Regions from separate parts of the Homo sapiens genome. Here region 1 is linked to region 2. Evidence: chromatin contacts called from ENCODE POLR2A ChIA-PET data. All regions are on one chromosome and are shown on one strand. Each heading gives the region's core, a stretch centred on a gene start or an enhancer-like site at or near the end of the contact. The rest is flanking DNA. Distances are from core to core; before and after follow the strand shown.

Evidence for each region. ChIA-PET counts read pairs that join two places held with the same protein, here RNA polymerase II (POLR2A).
Region 1: POLR2A ChIA-PET joins it to region 2 with 21 read pairs in A673. The contact joins two enhancer-like sites. POLR2A ChIA-PET finds 5 or more read pairs at or near these places in 7 of 52 experiments (A673, Caco-2, HEK293T and 3 more).

Annotation. Positions count from the first base shown.
Region 1 is chr6:136,436,290-136,442,485 of GRCh38, forward strand. All of the region lies in intron 1 of MAP7 (microtubule associated protein 7), which reads right to left. Among named protein-coding and RNA genes, the nearest start is that of MAP7, 110 kb to the right of the region's middle. Within about 2 kb of position 3,627, at least 5 of the 41 ENCODE cell types and tissues checked have a DNase peak (open chromatin) inside an H3K27ac peak, as active enhancers do.
Region 2 is chr6:136,281,022-136,288,134 of GRCh38, forward strand. It overlaps BCLAF1 (BCL2 associated transcription factor 1), which reads right to left. Exons shown (of 13, transcript NM_014739.3): 2 at 1,563-1,666. Among named protein-coding and RNA genes, the nearest start is that of BCLAF1, 5.3 kb to the right of the region's middle. Within about 2 kb of position 4,095, at least 4 of the 41 ENCODE cell types and tissues checked have a DNase peak (open chromatin) inside an H3K27ac peak, as active enhancers do.

The sequences.
Region 1 (6,196 bases), core at 2,377-4,876, 150 kb after region 2:
AAACTTGACTTTGTAACAAATATTTGTCAGCAAAAATAAGGTAACTACTTATGCCTGAAAAAGTTCTATTTTTTAAATATTCTAAAAGATGATTTTTTTTTTTTTTTAAAGATGGGGTCTCACTCTGTTACCCAGGCTGGAGTGCAGTGGTGTGATCATAGCTTACTGCAGCCTCGAACTCCTGGGCTCAAGTGATCCTTCTGCCTCAGCCTCCCAAGTAGCTGGGACTACAGGAACATGCCACAACATCCAGCTGATATTTTTATTTTTTGTAGAGATAGAGTCTCGCTTTGTTGCCCAGTCTGGTCTTGAACTCCTGGCTTCAAGCCATCCACCCATCTTGGCCTCCCAAAGCACTGCGATTACAGGTGTGAGCTACCACATCCATCCTAAAAGATGAGTTCTTAAAAATCATCTGAAATCACTGTGGACAAGTATTTATTAAACCTCAAAGCCATCTCTGAAAACAGGAAAGATTCAAAGAATAGCTAATAGCAGTCTTATTACTGAGAGTTGTATTTCACACAAGGAAAATTTACCTTCTCTTTCTATAGCTCACCAAATTGATTTTAGAAGATTTTGATCATAAGAAAAATCACACTAAAGTAATACATGAACACTGGCCTGCAGAATGGTCAAATTAATGTGACCACATTAAAAATGATACAAATGTGAAAGTCACTAGCAGTTTGAGTTCTAATATAGCATCTGTGCAGAGTCCACAAAGCAGGAGTCAGTGCTGTCTTCCCCTGTGGGCATCATCGGCCACCTTCACCAGTTTTTCATTGCCTCTTGTATCGGAGGAAGGAGCAGTTTCAGCTTTCTGCCCTTCTCAGCACTCCCTGGTATAACAGCCCCCTGACCTTGGCTTTGAAGCAGGCGTGAAGGTGGCCAGGAAGTGTTCTTCCACCCTTTAGCTTCACTCCTTTATTTTGTATCCAGTGAAGGGGCTAGAGAAGCAATTCCATCTCAGCCAGCCCAGGAGGCTCTCCCATCAGAGTTGGTAGAAGCCCCGGCAGGAACCAATGCAGGTTTCCTACCTCCATCCCCAAGCCCTTGGCCCACTTCAAAGAGATGCCTAGAAGCCAAATAGATTTGTTGCTATGAATTTAGTTAGATGACTTATCACTGTGTTGCATAATTCTTTCCCTAGGGTACAGCTAACACCGGTTCCATCAGGAGCTCCCGAAAGTGCCCTGCTACTTACAATAATCAATACAGGCACCATCTATGCTGGGGTTATAAAAATACCAATATTGATCTGATTTACTTCAATCTGAGGTCACTTAGCTAAGATTATGTATAAGAATGACAGTTTCATCTCAATTTTTAGGGATACAGACAGAATTCAGTCATTTCATAGGAGCCTACAATGAAACATCAGCTGACAATACATTTTAGTTTCTATTCATCTGGAAATTATCGTAAACCAGCTTTAAAAGTTTGCCAATTCTTATTTCACTAGGAAAAAAAAAATCTTCACCCATTTTACAAAACTTGACTTTACCAAAAAGCTTAGGCTGATTTTAAAAGCTAGAAAAACTATCCTAATACTACTCAATGTTCAAAATGTTGGTTATAAATCTTAGTAATTGGTTTTAGATTATTATAAACCTTTATGACTACCTAAATTCATGCTTCATATTCTAACTAGAAGTGTCCATGTATGTGCTACATCCAAATACTCATTCAACTTTGCCTAGGAAGGTCTACAGAGAGTCTACTCTCTCTAATATAGTATCAGATTAACTCCCTAAGAAAAGCTCCCTGAGTAAAAGAAATAACTCCACCACACCAAAACACCACTGAAAACCCTTAACTGATACTATAAAATAGGAGAAGCACAGACAGCTCCAGCTTTCAAAGGAAAATAAGACAGAACTACTGTAGAGAAAAAACATAGTAACAGCAGCATCAGCAACTGTGAGAACCATTTATCGTAATAGGCATTGTGCTAGAAGCTTTACATAATCACATCTAATTTCTATAGACACCTTGCAAAGCAGGCAATTAGCATCCACATTTAACACTGAAAACACAGAGGCAGAAATTAGAAGTGGTCAGAAAGGGTCTGAATCTAACCTGGTTCGACTCCAGAATTTGCTTGGTTTTCATTCATCATGCTCATTCCTGAGAAAGGGATTAGACAAACTCACTTGCTGGGCTATCTGGAGAAGAACTAAGATGGGGTTCAGGAACCTGAGTGTAGGTGCATTTTTTTTCTCTCACTTGTTTTTTTCTGATGAGAGAAAGTAATGAGAGGCCTTGTGCCCATGATGACCTGTCCTGACCCTAGGAGAACTTCCCTCACTGCTTTGTAAAAGTTCAGCCACGCGTGGGCAAGCATGCATACAGTCACAGTGAGTTTTACTATTTCATAATATTTCATAATATTGATGAATACACAATACAGTCACAGTTAATTATAAAGAAAAACTGACAGGTCACCAAGACTACAGAATTTCTAGAACCAAGACCTTCAGGAAAATGATACAAAATCCACTTGCGACAAAAACTGTATTTTTCTTCCTTTTCTTTCTCACCTCCCTTCCCCCCAACCCCCAGCTTAATTAAAAGGTATAAAGTGAAGAGAGAACAATAAACAATTATCATGGTAATTTGATAGTAGATACAAATGTTTCAACCACTTTCTCTGCCAAAATTCAGGCTACAGAATACAGGTGTTCAGAAAGTTACAATGTGCAACTGTTTTAAATCATATTAATTTGTGTTTCATTGAAGTGAGATCTTCATTTTATGTTCAACTGCACTATTGATAGGTTAATACCTGCTATGGTTTGAATGTGTGTATCCGCCAAAATGGTTTGAATGTATGTATCAAACCAAAATACGGTTTGAATGTATGTATCTGCCAACCTATGACCCAATGTGATAGTGCTAAGAGGTGGGGCCTTCAGGTGATTAAGTCATGAGGCTGGGATTAGTACCCTTATAAAAAGGGCTCAAGGGTACTAGCTAAGCCCCTTTCTTGCCCATATTTTCTGCACATGAGGACACAGCATGGGGTCCTCTTGTCCTTTTTGCCCCTTTTACTATATGAGGATGCAGTAAGAAGGCCCTCACCAGACGCTGAAGGCTAGCACCTTGATCTAGAACTTCTCAGACCCCAGAACTCAAGAAAATAAAGTTATGTTATTTACATTATCTAGTCTCAGGTTTTTGTTATTAGCAGCATAAACGGTCTAAGACAATACCTAAAAATGTGTGCATGATGTATAAAATCTCTAGGACGCGCTTAGATGAATAACGCCACACTGCTCCTATATTCTAGGAATTACAGTCACATGAGTCAGCTCTACCACCCTTCCCTCTTTTTTCATCTTACAAACTGAAATGCACTTTCTGACCCTCTACATTTTGTTTCCCACTTCATCACTTTATTCACTGGGCTGTCATAAAGAGTTTGAGATCTCCTAGTTCAGAATTAAGCCAGTATTATGTTAATAATTAAGCAAAGATAAGCAACTTTTTTTTTTCCTTTAAGAGTAAAGGCCTGGAAGAAGGGAAATCTTGGTGAGACAGCAATAAAACTGCAGTGAAAAGAGAGCGAGAAGCTGAAGTACAGATTTACACAGGGAGTGGCTGGCTCACGGGCCCACTTCATGCCCGGTCTCGCTCCTTCTTTGAAGGGTAGTCTTAGGCTGATGGCTAGTTTAATAGTGCTGGGTTCCATTTGAACTCAGTTTATTACAATGAGCTGCTGGCCAAAGCTGGGCAGGTTAGCTTGGTTGGCTAGAGCAGGAGCTTGAAGGCCAAAGCACCATAGCTGTGCTGCTGGGTGAGTTCACCCACAACAGAATTCTGTAGCATGATCACAGACAAGTACAATGACAAACGGGTGGGAGGTGTGAGCCGGGTGACTATGAATATAATCACTCAGCACAATATTTAATGAGCAGTCACTGTTCCAGACATTAATAATACAAAGATAATCATACTGAGGTTGAAGTCTTCCAAGGCAGACACACATAGAAATACATAATTAAAACGTAATGTAGTAAGTACTGTGATAGAGATCTCTACGGGAACACAGAGACAGGTAAGGGAGGCTTCCTGGAATAGGTGACATCTGAGCTGGTCCTAAAGAGTGAGTAGGTATGTGGGTGGGAGGCACTCCTTGCCAAGGAGAGGGCATCATGAACAAAAGCAGAAGTTATGTCATCAGTCATAGGGAAAAAGAACAGGATATGCATCAGCTTTTTATAAACCCAACTAGAAAACCTATTAACTTATTTTGTAAATGAAAAATTGCATCTTTACTCACTTAAAAATGCTTTTTGTTAAAATAGGATTTTTTTCTCACTTGTTGCAAGGAGGAAACTATACATTTTGTATATTACATGTTTACTGCTTTGTAATTTTAGAAGATGAAAATAAAACTTTAGTAAGAATTAAGATCTAAGAATTATGACAGTGAGCAGAGGATGGAGGTCCAAGGATATAATACTCTCAAATGCCGGAGAGCCCAGTATTAGGATGAAATTATTTTATCTTAAAAATAAAATATTTAAGGTCTTAAAAAAAAAAAAACCCTCCCCTAACTTCCTCTCTTCCCAATCTCTTGGTAATCTCTATCCTACTCTCTACTTAGGAGTTCAACTGTTTTACACTCCACATAACAACAAGATCATGCGGCACCTCTCTGTGCCTGGTGTATTTCACTTAATATAATGTCCTCCAGGTTCATCCATGTTGTCCTAAATGACAGGATTTTCTTATTTTTTAAAGCTCAATACCATTCCATTGGGTATTAAATATGACATTTTCTTTATCCATTCATCTGTTGATGAACACCGGTTGATTCTATATCTTGGCTGTTGTGAATAGTGCTGTAATAAATGTCAGAGTTGAGAGATCTCTTCCGCATGCTGATTTCATTTCTGGCAGATATATACCCAGCAGCATAAAATAAGCTTAAAGTCTTAAAGATAATTTTGCTTTTAAATTAAGAGGCAGTATATTTTAATATTTTATCATTTTTCCCTAATATATACCATTAAAACCACTTATATGCAACTCCATTTACCTATGGTACTGTGTTTACATTGCAAAAAAACAAATTCAGGAAATAATAGAGCAGAAAATGTTCACGAAATCAAATAATTAGAGCTACAGTTCAGCACTTCTCTCATAAAATTAATGGTGTTTTAGTAACTGTTTCCTTAGTATGTCTAATGATTGTATCTTTTTGTTCATTTTGCCATTAAATTTTGCTCTTTCAGCATATAGGTAGCTATTCTTCCTTCCCCTTTTTTGATCATGCATACCTTTGCAAATCTCAGGAAAGCTATTAGCCCCTTAAGCTGAAGACCAGGGCATGAAACTTCAGAGTTTTATGGTCCCCAGAGATGGTCAAGAACCCCTCTCCCTGAGCACCCAATGACAGAAGATGCTTTGAGTGGTTACAAATTCCAAACTACAGGTCAGGCTGTGGTGGCTCCAACCTGTAATCCCAACACTTTGGAAGGCTGAGGCGGGAGGATTTCTTGAACCCAGGAATTGTAGATCAGCCTGGATAACACAGGGAGACCCTGTCTCTACAAAAAATAAAATTAGTTGGGCATGGTGGTGCATGCCTGTTGTCTCAGTTACTTGGGAGGCTGAGGTGGGAAGATTGCTTGAGCCTGGGAGGTAGAGGCTGCAAGTGAGCTGTGATGGTGCCACTGCACTCCAGCCTGGGTGACACAGCAAGACCCTGTCTCAACAACAACAACAGTAACAAACAAATTTCAAACTACAAAGTAAATCTTCCCAATTTCCTGCCATGAGTTTTTGGATCAAACATAAAACTTTTAAAAAGCGATACTTAAGGCTGGGCATGGTGACTCATGCCTGTAATTGCAGCACTTTGGGAGGACGAGGCAGGTGGATCACTTGAGGTCAGAAGTTTGAGACCAGCCTGGCCAACATGGTGAAACCCCGTCACTACTAAAAATACAAAAAAATTAGCCGGACATGGTGGTGCATGCCTGTAACCCCAGCTACCGGGGAGGCTGAGACAGGAGAACTGCTTGAACCCAGGAGGCAGAGGTTGCAGTGAGCTGAGATCACACCACTGCACTCCAGCCTGGGTGACAGAGTAAGACTCTGTCTCCAAAAAAAAAAAAAAAAAAAAAGTCATACTTAAAATAGTTCTTATAAAACAAGGTTTCAAAGCCCTTCTGTTTAAAACAGT
Region 2 (7,113 bases), core at 2,845-5,344:
AATAGTATTTGGAGGTACTAAGATGAGTTCAGTTATAGAAGAAGTAATGGTAATACTTGGATAGTTCCTCATCAAGCAATATAAATAACAAATTCAAGATGTTTGAGATAAATGCTTATTTCAAAATAAAACATAACTATCCTCTAATAGACTACCACCTTTGTCTTCTCTCACTCTTCTTCTCAATCCCAAGTAAGCAAGAAATACATAAAGACAGAAACAAAACATAGGTTCAGGGTTCAAAAAGGCAAAGTAAGAATTCCACAACACATAAGAAATAAATTTAGCATTAACATAAGGAGATCTGACACCTTGTAGAACACAAATTTGGTTTAGCAACTGTAGTTTTGACAACATAATGAAATTGGCAAAAACCACATTTACAGCCTGTAAAGGAAGGAATCTTGGCCACGGGGAACTGTGACATTCTCTTGCATCTGATTTCAAAATTCTGTCCCTCCCAAAGTTTTTAAAAGAATATAAATACGTAATTTACATTCATTCTGATCGAATTTACTTCAAGATATTTATTTTTATCCCACTCTGAGATAATCAGACACACTATAAAAAGAAACCAGAGCTGCAAATGATTTTGGAGATCCAGTCCAGCAATAAGACAACATCCTTTTTCATTGTACTAATCAGTAAATAAAACACTATTTTACTAAGAGCTACAGATGCTGTGTTGTGCTGTATCTCCAGAATCTCTGTTCTTTGCTCTTGAGGCTTTTTGGATGGTAATTTCTGTTAAAGGATTCAGGAATTCTGTAGGCTTTTTCAGTCACCAGGATGTAGCTGGGCTTGTGGCACACGAGCACAACAGGTATTTAATAAATAACTATAAAATGAATGCATTCCCCAGAACCTGGACATTTTTTAAAGCAGCAAGTTCATTTTTAAAGGTTTGCGTTTTGCTTTAAGCTACACCTGAAACTTCAAAAACTAACGGAAAGAAAGCATGCCTATCAAATAGTTAGCAGTCCAAAAGAAATGGATTGATATCTTCTGCTCTACTGCAAAAACAGGGAAAAAGCTAAGAACATGGTCTCTGCATTTAAACTACATGAATTCAAATTCCTTAAGCTCTCTGAGCCTGTTCCTCAACTGTAAAACGAAGAAAATAACAGTACCTACTTCACAGACTTGTAGTGGACTTAATGAGTTGATGAACTTAATTCACTTAATACATCTAACACATTAGCAATCAATTTGAATTACCTAAACACTACAGTAGAGAGAAACAAGTTATGAATCTCCTCTTGTTTACATTAGGGAAATGGGTTAAGTAGCAGTCTTTCTATCTTGTATGTCCTGAGTCTTTTAGTAGATGTGTTTATAGAAATAGAAAAAGCAGGAGCACAACCTGGAAGAAGACAGAAAAAGAACCTTTTTCCTAAAACTAACTTAACATCTGACTTACTTCATACAAGCCACCAAAATAAACAAAAAACAAAGCTTCGGACCACATCATTTTTAATCACTCCATCTGAATCATCAATTCAGTAGTGACATTTCCTCAAAAAAGTCAAAAGTGAAAACTAGAAAAATGAATGCTCTTTTACCTTGGTTTTATGCAGGATCAAGAAGTCAAGTGAAGTCTTTGAGATACTGTAAAAATTCTTCCTGGAGAGAATGCTCTGAGAAATTAAACTCTAAATTCGAATTCCTAGCAAAGACAAAAAAACCATTATTGTGATTTATGTTAAATTAAATAACCATTATTTACAATGCATATAATGGGCACTGCCATAAACTCTAATAAACGCACTTACAATTTCAGGGAAGGAAAAACTAATTCAGGAAATAGGAAACTTTTAACCGTAAAAGCTTAAAATTCAACTTTTTTGTAAACCACAATGCAGTAGCGTATCATGAAACTGACAGCATCTTTTTAACTACTTGAATTCTAATTTTAGTAATTTGAGCCTTAAAAAACATATGATATGTCGTTCCATCAGAAAATTCCAACGTAGCTAACATAATGCCATCTTGGTAGCGGGGCAAGGTAGCACAAGCCTGTAGTCCCAGCTACTTGGGAGGCTGATGCAGAAGGATCACTTGAGCCCAGGAGTTTGACACTGCAATGCACTGTGATCACACCTGTGACTAGCCTTGGCAACACACTCTAGCCTTGGCAACACAGCACGACCCCATCTCAAAAAAAAAAAAAAAAAAAAAAAAAAGGTAATCTGTAGTTAATTTTCATAATGCTCTACTTTATAACATCTAAAATATGAGTTTAATGCTCTGCTACTTATTCTCTTTTGGTACTTCCTTTCACACAATTTAGTTTCATGTGAAACTGATTTTTAAATCCACGTTAACAGCCATCATAGTAACTTTAAATTCTGTGCCTAAAAGCATCTTGATACGTCTACATTCAAATAAAAGAACAGTCAGCAATGAAACTTTTATCTACTGAAAGTCAATATTCTTCCTAAAATAATTTATCATTAATCTGTAAATAAACTTTGCACAAAATATTCAAGTTACCAATACTGAAAAGTTTAGCTTTATGTATATTCACATCAAGTATGTGCAAAGGATAGTCAAAAGCACCAGGCGAACAGAAACTAAGGAATACAAGATTAATATACATCAGCACTCAAAGAATTCATGAACAAGTTTAAATGGAAATCTGTAACTCTTACCAAGATCCAATTTTAAAAATAAAACGAGACTGGAAATACAAAGAAGAAATGGTAACATTAAACTGGTGAATCAAGAATAGCGTCTCCTAAAATATCCATGGCCCTCCAACTGGGGAGAGATTTGAGGTTCAGCCTAGGAAGGAGGAATCGGAACCTATTAAGGGAAACACTAAAAAAGTAGCAAAGTCAAAAAGCCAAGCAAGATTGGGTACAAAAACAAAGGATTTCTAAAGGACATATAAGTTTAGTTTTTAAAATATCAAAACCCCAAGTGGCCAGAGAAAAAAATGGCAATCTTCTAAACTGGAGTACTGTCATAAAACTATTCTGACCTGGAAAGTCATTACTACTGATTCACTCCTAGAAGTGGTACAAGGCTCATTTTAGCTAACACTTCCCTAAACAATTCCAAAAGGCTAATTTATATATATATATACATATATATGTGTGTGTGTGTGTATATATATATATATATATATATATATATCCAGAGAAGACCCAACTGCCAGATCTCTTTACTCCGTCATGGTATTTTGAAGTTCAAAGAAAATAAACACTAGATATAAAAAACTGACAGAACAGGGAATACAGGCTGTTAGACCAGTGGATATACATTCCTGTTCACAATCTATAAATATATTCAAGTATCCACACCAATAACTCAAATAATACACAAAATGTAACACACAATAAATAAGTCAGTATCAAAGACTGATTAGTTCAACTAATTTTTAAAAAATGAAAGTCTATATACAAAGCACAATGCTAATTACTATAGGAAATGTATCTATGTAAGTGGTCCCTGCCTTCCAAAAACCAAATCGAGAACAGTTATCAGCAACAAATCATAGTAAACTAAACATCTAAATACCAACCATGTGCCAAGAACTGTGCTAGGTGACTTAAAGTAAATAAAATAATGTCATATTTGATCCTGATAATCTCATGAGCTACATATTAATCCCATCTTTCAAATACAGAGAACCCTAAACTTTCCAGATAACTTGAGATAAGTGCCTTACATGCCAGGCACTACTATTCTAACGTTGGGAATACAGCATTTTAAGTTAAGACTTAAGCTCCCTACTCTCTTGAAGCTTTCAGAGAGGGGAAGACAGAAAACAAGGAAAAAATCAAATAGTGGCAAGTGCCACATTGGAGGGGGGGGAAAAGTACAAGTTAACATGCAGAGGAGGTGGGCAGGGGGACTACTTACTTAGGTGGATCCTTGGGCCCTCTTTAAGGAGGTAACATTTGGGCCTAAAGACAGGGAACACTGCAAAGATTCACAGAGGGAAGACCATACTAGGCAGAGGACACAAACTTAGCAAATTCAGGACAGAAAGACCAATAAGAAGGTTGAGACAACGTGATCAAGGAGTTGAGGGTATGAAATAGGGCAGCAGGAGGAGGAATGGACCAGATGAAATAGCATCTAGTAGATCATCAAAAGGGATCAGGATTTTACTCGGTTGAGAAACCCTTGCAGGGTTTTTGCTTGGGTGAGTCACTCATCTGATTTACATTTTAAGATGGCTGCTATATAAAAAATAAACAGCAATGAAAAAAAGAGGCAAATCCAAGATGTGGTTTGTCAAAATGACTTGTTAATGGATTGTTAGGGGTGTGAAGTACAGAGAGTGAGGAAAAATGAAAAATCACTAGTGCCCTTAAATTCTAGGTTTTAGATTCAAGCATCTGGGAGGACAAGTTTGGGGGAGAAAACAAAAGATGTGTTTGCCGTTTTTCGTGCCCACAGTCGGAGTGTAAATGGTTAATCCAAAATTTGACTGAAATCTCCTGACTCCAAATCCGGTGCTCTCTCTTCAATACCCTAAAAGGTGCTTGATGTTTCCAAAACCCAAATACAAAACTGAAAATGCCAAATTAATCTTCCCTTTATTACAACCAAGATCATTTGTTAATAGATTCCCACTTGTATACAGAAATAAGGAATAAATTGCCATATGTATCTTTAGCCAATTGACAGACCAACCAATGAGGAACACAGGATAAAATAAAGCAGGTTTTATTTTTAAAAATAAGGTTCTTAAATATCTAAACAGAGCCTATCTTTCATGAAATAATACATAATGACCAGCTAGAACATAAGTGATCAGAAACCAGCTAGAAAACAATTTATCAGGCCAGGAATGGTGGCTCACGCCTGTAATCCCAGCACTTTGGGAGGCCGAGGTGAGCGGATCCTGAGGTTAGGAGTTTGAGACCAGCCTGGCCAACATGGTGAAACCCCGTCTCTACTAAAAATACAAAAATCAGCCAGGCGTGGTGGTGCACGCCCATAGTCCCAAGGTACTCCAGAGGCTGAGGCAGGAGAATCACTTGAACCCAGGAGGCGGAGGTTGCAGTGAGCCAAGATTGCACCACTGCACTCCAGGCTGGGCAAGAGAGAGGCTGTCTCAAAAAAAGAAAAAAAATGATCAAGGTAACTGGGTTCAACAAAATACCCAAGACAAAGCCACCCAAAATGAATTCTTTAAGATTACTATTTCAAGCATACTTGATCCCAGTCTTCATTTTAGCAGGCTCAAGGAGTTTGGTCCCCAGATTGTTGTAAACAAAGTAATGCTATTTCCATCTTTTCAAATCCTAAAAATATAGCCCATGACTATTATTCCAGTAGTCTAGATTCAATTCCTGGCTCAGCCATTAACTAGCTGCCCAACACTGAACAAGTTACCTTCATCTGTCAGCTTCAAATTCTGCAGGTGTTTTTTTGTTGTTGTTGTTTTAAAGACTACTAATGGTACTTCCTTACAAGTACAGGGTTAAATGAACTAAGTAAGGCATGTAAACAGCTTAGTTTAATGTTTGGCCCGTGGTATACAATCTAGCATTAGCCATCATTATTGGTAACCCTTGTTTAGGCAGCCTTTCTGCAAGCTAACCACGTTTACTTAAAATGATTCTTGCATGTAAGGTTACCTAATATTTTTGATACAGCATTAATCAGCATCATTTAGAAGTCTTTCTAGACATGCTTAATAAAATGGGCTGGGTGCGGTGGCTTACACCTGTAATCCCAACACTTTGGGAGGGCGAGGCGGGCGGATCACCCGAGGTCAGGAGTTCGAGACCAGCCTGGCCAACATGCCAAAACCCCGTCTCTACTAAAAATATAAAAATTAGACGGGCGTGGTGGCAGGCGCCTGTAATCCCAGTTACTCTGGAGGCTGAGGCAGGAGAATCGCTTGAACCCATGAGGTGGAGGTTGCAGTGAGCCATGATCATGCCACTGCACTCCAGCCTGGGTGACAGAGCAAGACTCCATCTCAAAAACAGAAAAACTAGCCGGCCTTTGTGGTGTGCACCTGTAATCCCATGTAATCCCAGCTACTGGGGAGGCTGAAGCACAAGAATCACTTCAACCTGGGAGGCAGAGGTTGCAGTCAGCCAAGATCACGCCACTGCACACCAGCCTTGGCGACAGAGCAAGACTGTGTCTCAAGAAAAAAAAAAAAAATTAGCAGGACATGGTGGCGGGCCGGCGCCTGTAGTCCCAGCTACTTGGGAGGCTGAGATACGAGAATCGCTTGAACCAGGGAAGCGGAGGTTGCAGTGAGCCGAGATGGCGCCACTGCACTCCAGCCCGGGCTACAGAGCGAGTCTCTGTCTCAAAAAAATAAATAAATAAAATTAAAGTGTTTGAAAACTCTAAAATATTACACAAATATAATCTAGTATTATCTTCGTGTTAGTATATTCGTTGGTTTTCAGCCTTAGGGACAGTCAGATAAAATATTAAATGCTATGACTGAGGTAACACTTATTACCTGAGTATAAACAATTAACAAATTCATATCAAACAAGTACCCAGAGATTTTAGCTTCTTAATTCCCTCTTCTACTTATTTGGTAAATAACAAATCACTGTAAATTACACAGCTGAATTCAGCTAGTGTGCAACTACTGATTTCCAACGTAGTTTCCAGAAACTCCCAAACTAAGTCCTATGTAGAACTGATAAAACTTTTCTCCATTTCTAAGTCTTCTCATCACATAGTTAACCTCGTACAGCTTGCTGCCCACAAAAGTTGTTTAATAAATTCAACCGAGGCCAGGCGCAGGGGCTCATCCCTGTAATCCCAGCACTTTGGGTGGGCCAGGCGAGTGGATCACCTGAGGTCAGGAGTTCGAGACCAATATTGTGAAACTCCGTCTCTACTAAAAATACAAAAATTAGCCCGGTGTGGTGGCGGGCGCCTGTAGTCCCAGCTACTCGGGAGGCTGAGGCAGGAGAATCGCTTGGACCCGGAGACGGAGGCTGCAGTGAGCCGAGACTGGGCCACTGCACTCCTGCCTAGGCGACAGAGCGACATTCCGTCTCAAGAATCAGTCAATCAACCAGACCTGAGCCTACCAGTGAGTAGTACTTTTTACACGTCTGTCTTCAAGTCTTATACTACCACTGTTCCTCAAAGTCAAGAAGGGCTCTGGCTAAA